2 separate regions of the Homo sapiens genome follow, and region 2 is linked to region 1. A link is a contact called in ENCODE Hi-C or POLR2A ChIA-PET data. All regions are on one chromosome and are shown on one strand. Each heading gives the region's core, a stretch centred on a gene start or an enhancer-like site at or near the end of the contact. The rest is flanking DNA. Distances are from core to core; before and after follow the strand shown. Region 1 has its middle 46 kb from the start of PCED1B. Region 2 has its middle 51 kb from the start of PCED1B-AS1.

Region 1 (3,505 bases), core at 361-2,860:
TTTCCTTTCACAACCTTAAAATCATCAGACACTGCATAAATGTGAAGGCCTAGGCTGATTTTTTTTTGAACTGGATATTATGAAAGATACAAAGGTTGAGGCTATAAACTTCAAAGCTGCCAGGATAGACTAAAACTTCATAACCAATCCACAAGATGCCAGCATTCCATCAGTGCTCAAAAATCCAAGAACGCACATGGGTCATTACAGTGTTCATGTTATTTGAAAGGAAATGCAAATATGGTAACATTTCATTTGGAAAAAGAAAAAGAATATATATGAACTACCACAAGTTTTCCAATATCTGTCTTTAAACTCCTAAGAGCTAATATGTAACAAATTTAAAGAGAGAATATTTGGTGAGAGAAGGTGGGGGTTTTCCTATTCAGCTTAATGGTAATTTTTAGAATTTCCTATTCAAGAAGCCACTAGATGGCCCTAAAGCCCACCTTTATCAAAACACACACACAGAGAGCTGGCAAGACGAAGAAGAAAAAAATTTAGCCATTTGCTCATAAGTTAAAACTGAAAAAAGATAATTCATACAAAGACATAAGGTCTATCCTGTGTTTACTTAAGGTTTTAAGAAAATCAAGTTTTGCTACAAAACTTGGAGCATTTTTCTTTCTGGGAACATATAAGTACATATCATAATAACCAACTTCTCTACAACATGCATGATTTTTGATGGTGCTAATATACTAGTGGTTAGATTTTCCAAGATTGATCGAATTATTAGAGCTTCTAAGCAGAAATTACATAGTAAAGAAATCCAATACATAAGAAATAGTGAACTTGAGTGAGATTACAACTCAGCTGAGTTGTTTGATCAGCATAAGAAACAGTACTACACAGCCTCTTTCACAACCATGTGCTGACATAGTGCACAGAGTGTTCCTGGCTCCCGTGGCCTCCCGTATCCTACCCTGGCACTTCCATTCCTCACTGGTTCCTGCGTTTCTGTCTGCCGCTCTGCAGGGACAAGGACTGTGGCTCTCTTGTGCAAGGTTACCTCTCCATCACCTATTGTAACTGGTCATTGGAGCATTTCTGGCATGCCAGTGCCAACTATAGTGTGCTTAAAACATATCCACCAAAGTTTTACACCGTACTTAGAAGTGTTCCATGTTATTTGTATTTAGAGCTATAAATCAGTTGATTTATTCAAATCAGAAATACAAATGAGATAAAGGGACAAAGTTCCACAATTCTGCTGATTCAAAGTAAAAATAAGGTATTAGTCCAGGTAGAGTGGAAAGCACAAATTCATCAGCAGTAACAAGTGGAAGCCAGGCGTGTCCATGAGAACAGTGGAAGTCTCCTGGGAATTAGGAGACATCTTGGAGAAGACAGTGGGTTTTTCCACAGGGCATAAAATGGGTATTCAAGCCAATCTGATTAAAATCTTCAGAGGCAAAAGACCCTAGCAGACCCAAAGTTATTATATAAGCATTTTAAAATAGAAACTGCATAGAGAAGTGGCAGCTGAAATACAAATGACAAAAAGCCTTTGGGTAAATTGGCTCAGGAGCTTTGTGATGCTAAAGAAAATGGAATCAGCCACAGGCAACAGAGAAGGCAGATGGGGAAAGACACAGTCCTGAGGAATAACCTTTGCAAGCACATCTGCGACGTGACACAGCCACTGAACATTCCCTGAATACAGCCGATAAGATCAAGAGCGAGCATTTCTTAATCAGTCATTGCTCTAGAGTCTTCAACACAAATGCCTAGATTTTTCTGGTAAAAGAAAAGCTCATTCCATGAGTGAGCAGCAAGTTAATAAGGAGAGAAAAATTATCCTGCCCTTTTCTCTGTTTTGTTTTTCCTATCACTCCTTCTCCTATTAAGGTTAATTTTATGTTTGAGAAGAGCATGTGTTTTCATTATCAGGAAAAAAATGTCTGTTTTTAAAATGTATTAGCATATTTTATTTGTTTTTGTCATAATGCACCCAGAAATAAAAGAAACCACAAAAGTCCATGTGATGACTCATGAGTTTTTATTTCTCTTGGGTATACCTGGTTTCCTTACAGGAGCGTCACCCTTCTCCTGACTGAACCAGACACCTGGGGAAATCTTTCCATAGCACTGGTTTCTGATTTGCAAGTTCACTCATCACAATTTATCAAATGAAGTGGGTTCACTCATCTAACTTCTACTGAATGCCTAGTATATGCTGTAGATATAGAAATAAATAAGCCCAAAGTCCTACCTACAAAAAAGTCATGACTACTAAAAAAGAAATAAAACTGTGATTATAAGATACTGTGGTAAATGTTGCAATTAAGGTTCACATCGTGTAAAGCTTTGGGCTGCATGCTATATTTATTTCTCAGGAATCCATTCCAAGGCAAGAAAACCCAACCAATACTCAGCTAAACAAAAAGACATTTATTTGTCTCAGACAACACAAAAGCCAGGGAGGTAGGCAGTCCAGGGCTGGGAAAATAGCTCCCTAATGTATCAGGGACCCAGGCTCGTCTGTCTTTACCACTCCTTCACCACCATCCTTGGCTTGGAGGCATTTGTCTTCATATTTGCTGCCTTGTGGTTGTAAGGTGGCTGCTACATTTTGAAACATCACATCTGTTCATGTTCCAGGCAGGGAGAAGGGGGAAGAACAAAGGGCAAAATGAGTCATGTTAGCCCATTTTTTGCTTTTTTATCAGGAAAACAAAAAATTTCCCAGAGACCCCAGCACATAGACATTGTTTTATCTTATCCGTCAGAGCTGTGTCACAAAGCCACCCTGGCCAGAAGGTGGCTAGCGAAAAGCGGGCATGGGATAGGAATTAGGCTGGCGGACCCACAGCGTGAGACACTAATGTACCCCACATGCTCCTGTTGCTATCTTCTACCCATTTGAACAACTACTGTCCTCTCTATTCTGCATGCTGGCTAGGAGAGCCTAGGCAACAAACAGTCCACAGGTATGCCTATGGTTACTGCTATTTCAACAGAGTTCACTGGAGTAAGATGATGAGGGAGGAAGTTCATCTTTTTGAGGATTTACCCCCTGTTTACATTCAGTCTTTCCATGTTGAACTAGAAATTCAAAGAGGAGGCATCATGTCTCCTTAAATATATATATCTTTCCCCTCTTTGGAGATCAGGATCTGTTTTAGACTGTGGGGAATTCAGTAGCCCCAACTCTGTTTTCAGGTGAGGTAACTGAAACCTCCCTGCTTCAGCAGTGCGATTCCCACTACCTGTTTACAAGAGAACTGAATATCCCCTCCCCTAGGGATCCTCTGCTGGAACTCCGATTACCCCATAAGTTGCTGTTAAATCAGTGAATGGCATTCATTAGGCACATATCATGTGACAAGCAGTGTATCATATTCCTCTAATTCTTCAAAAACAACTTTATGAGAGAGGTACTAACGTCATCTATTTAACCATGAGGAAGTCAAAGCACACAGAAGTTAAGTCATTTGTCCAAGGTTACATGGCTAATATGCAGTGAGGCAGGGATTCAAACCCAGGCAGTTGGCTTCTTATG
Region 2 (3,505 bases), core at 442-2,941, 230 kb after region 1:
ACAAGAAGAAAAGGGCTAAATCGGCATTTTAAAAATAAATGGTCTTAGACTGCTGCACCAAACATGGTTGTCTTCTTTATGAGAGCTATATGATCTGCTTAGAAATTCTCTAAAACTTCATTCATTCCTTCGTCACTGGTTACTCCCATATTGGGTGCCACGCACTGGTGCTCCACAAGGATACAATAAAGAAGGAAGAAAGAGTCCACCACATTCTCAGTGGTTCCCTATCACTGAAATTTCATTATAAATGCAAGTGGCTCTAAGTCAACCTGCAGTGCTTCTGTGTAGGATTGTTATAAATGACCTCAATTCCATCAATTCCATCATGCTTGGGGCTGAAGTACATCCTCGGCAGCAGGGTCCTAATCTGTTTCTCAGTTTGGCTACTTCTTGTCCCAGAATCCTGACCCCATCGTGGTATTCAAATACAACTGAAGAAATATGCCTTTTTTTTTTTTTGAGACAGAGTTTCACTTTTGTTGCTCAGGCTGGAGTGCAATGGCGTGATCTTGGCCACCTGGCTAACATGGTGAAACTCCATTTCTACTAAAAATACAAAAAAATTAGCTGGGCATGGTGGCACGTGCCTGTAATCCCAGCTACTTGGGAGGCTGATGCAGGAGAATCGCTTGAACCTGGGAGGTGGAGGTTGCAGTGAGCTGAGATTGCGCCATCGCACTCCAGCTTGGGCAACAAGAGTGAAACTCTGTCTCAAAAAAACAAAATATATATACTATATATATATATATATATAGACACGAGGTTATAGCTGAGACTTGATGCTTCTGGAGAGCGCAGTGTAGGGACAACCCTCCCCTGGTATATACGTTGAGCCCCTGAGTTATATAGAATCTGAGGCGCTCCTAGGGAGAAAAAATCTGAACCACATACATCTGAGGGGACTAGACATGTATGCTTGTGTTCAAATCATGCCAGGTGGTTCCAAAGCAGCCAGATTACAGGAAGAATGATGGGGATGACCATGGAAGAATTCTGCACGAGGGAGGAAGGTCTTGCCTTGGGAGCTAGGGATGACAGTGGTTTCAGGAATCATAAGGAAACAACTGGAAGTCAATCTTACTGACACTGAAGTACAGCAGGCCTTTACTTCCAACAGCAACATCATATGGTAGGATTCCAACTGCATGAGCAGACATTAATTTTGGTTAAAGCATCTGGCCATTGAGAATAATATTCTAGCTCAATGGCACCACTGTAGTCCTGTTAGGTGAGACAGAGTGCAGTTGGGAAGTAAGCAATAAGCAGGGCTGATCCATGGACACATGTGGGATCAACTGGCGAGTCCCAGAAATTGCTAAGGAGGGAAGCATTGTCTCACCAGCTCAGTCCACACACCCCTACCTTTAGGCCTTCTCTGTTACTATAGCATATTTAAAAAATCATAAATCCAGTTCCGAAAGAATTGATGAATAATGTTAAAGTCTCTGAAGGAGGGAGCCACAATAAATGGCACTCTTCTTGCTCACTTGCATCCTGAACAAGTTGAAGAAATAAAACAAAGGTAGAGCAAATGGGGATCACCTTTGTTACCGGCAGAGGCCAGGCTAGAAGACTAGGTTTTAGGTCTGGTGGTCAAGTGGGCTAAAATCAGACAGACTTGCCCATAGTCAGGCATTTGCTAGGCTAGAGCAGGCCTGCCCAGGCAAGACTTGCAATACAGAGAGATACTGTGCATTCTTGGAATGCCCACTCCTAATAGGAAGCAGCAAAGCTGACCCAACATGCTCAGCGATTCTTCCAAAATTACCATCCAATTACTCACTCCAGAGCCCTAGGGGTGGGATGAATAAAAGGGCTAAGGGAAACAAAACATGTGCTTGGAGAACTCCCTCGTTATAGAAACCAGGAGAGGAAAAAAGGTACGTCTCCTCTGTATTGATCAGGGTCCCATCAGGTTATTAAATAGAAGATATTAAATACGAAGAATTAATTATAAAGGTGTTAGAGGAGCTAAAATAGTCACTAGGGTAGATGAGGCATCCCAAAGATTAGCAAGTGGGAAGCCACCACCCACCCTTAAGACTGGAGAGACAAAGGAAGGATCTGGGGGTCCCTTGATAGACACTAGCATTATAACAGAAATATTCAGGCAAGAGCTGGAGCCACAGAGGAGGGCAGCTACTGCCAGATATGCCTCCCATGGCAGAAAAAGAGGACAAGAAATACTTTGGCTTCCCCTTTCCTCCCAACCTCCAATCTCCAACAGTACCTCTCGCTGGTTAAGTGAGGCTAAAACAGGTGGTCAAGAGAGCCTGGGTATCATAGCTTGCAACAGTCAGACATACAGAGCAGACACAAAGGATGGATCTGGAGGCAAACAGTCAAATAACCAGCACAACATTTAACCAGGCAGAGTTTTGTTGCAATTTTGTTTGTAGACGAAAGAGAAATTTACATATCATACACCCAAACCTTTCTAAATGTCTCATCACCACTTTTTGAAATTTCTCTCCTGCAGCAGCTGCTATGTCGTTTTGTTTGTTTGTTTTATTTTTTTGCGATGGAGTTTCACTCTTGTCGCCCAAGCTGGAGTGCAATGGCGCAATCTTGGCTCACTGCAACCTCTTCCTGTCTCAGCCTCCCAAGTAGCTGGGTTTACAGGCGCCCGCCGCCACGCCCAGCTAGTTTTTTTGTATTTTTAGTAGATACGGGGTTTCACCATGTTGGCCAGGCTGGTCTCGGACTGCTGATCTCAGGTGATCCACCTGCCTTGGCCTCGCAAAGTGCTGGGATTACAGTCATGAGCTACCGTGCCTGGCCAGCAGCTGCTATGTCTTGCTCCATCTTTCTTCCCCACCTCAGCTCTGTCTCCATTCCACTGGCTCTCTTCTGCTCCCACCATTCTCTGAATCCCCTCAACAAAAGCCTTGTCCAAAAGCCTGGGGAACTACAGTTTACTCCCTCCTCACCCTCTCTATCAACAATGACTCTCCTAGGGACTCCCTCGGTGACCACTCAGAGCTTTGAGATTAGGTAAACAGTGTTAATATGACCAACTTGGAACTTGCAGCTTAGTCAAGCCTGAGACAGTCAAGTTACCCAGATAAGGATAGACCATGCACCTACTTAAAATAACAGCATCAACAGGAGTTCTTCTGCTTCCCTTCCTGTTTCAAATTATAGCAATTGACCACTTAGTTACATTGGTTAATGCCCAAGACAAAAATGCAGCCCATCTCTTCCCCACCTGGCCTGCATATATGTTCATTTTGCATTTAGCAGAACTGAAAGGACTTCTTTCTGTTTTATTTTCTTGTAACCACAGAATTTAAATATCTACTGTTTTGTTTGTGGGCTCACAAAGAGGGTGAAAATCATTGCTATTTTATTTCAAACAAAATAAAAGATTACAGTCTTCCAATTAGAATAGGACTTAAAACATAGTAAGAATTTAAAAGCCATGTGCTGATTCATGGGAAAACATTAAGACACAGATGGGTTACACGATTTACTCAAGGTCATACCACTGAAGCAATGACTT

Evidence for each region. A loop is a pair of places that touch in the nucleus more often than their neighbours do. ChIA-PET counts read pairs that join two places held with the same protein, here RNA polymerase II (POLR2A). Pooled maps may share reads with other maps.
Region 2: a loop to region 1 is called in a map of mammary epithelial cell, with 10 times the contacts of the local background. The contact joins two enhancer-like sites. A Hi-C loop is called at or near these places in 4 of 168 maps with a recorded cell type or tissue (Calu3, PC-3, PC-9 and 1 more) and 7 of 50 pooled maps. POLR2A ChIA-PET finds 5 or more read pairs at or near these places in 3 of 52 experiments (CD4-positive, alpha-beta T cell, HEK293 and naive thymus-derived CD8-positive, alpha-beta T cell).

What each region holds. Positions count from the first base shown.
Region 1 is chr12:47,032,326-47,035,830 of GRCh38, forward strand. No RefSeq gene overlaps it. Among named protein-coding and RNA genes, the nearest start is that of PCED1B, 46 kb to the right of the region's middle. Within about 2 kb of position 1,611, at least 7 of the 41 ENCODE cell types and tissues checked have a DNase peak (open chromatin) inside an H3K27ac peak, as active enhancers do; they include mammary epithelial cell, where a contact is called at or near this core.
Region 2 is chr12:47,266,045-47,269,549 of GRCh38, forward strand. No RefSeq gene overlaps it. Among named protein-coding and RNA genes, the nearest start is that of PCED1B-AS1, 51 kb to the left of the region's middle. RefSeq lists an enhancer at 2,362-2,411. Within about 2 kb of position 1,692, at least 2 of the 41 ENCODE cell types and tissues checked have a DNase peak (open chromatin) inside an H3K27ac peak, as active enhancers do; they include mammary epithelial cell, where a contact is called at or near this core.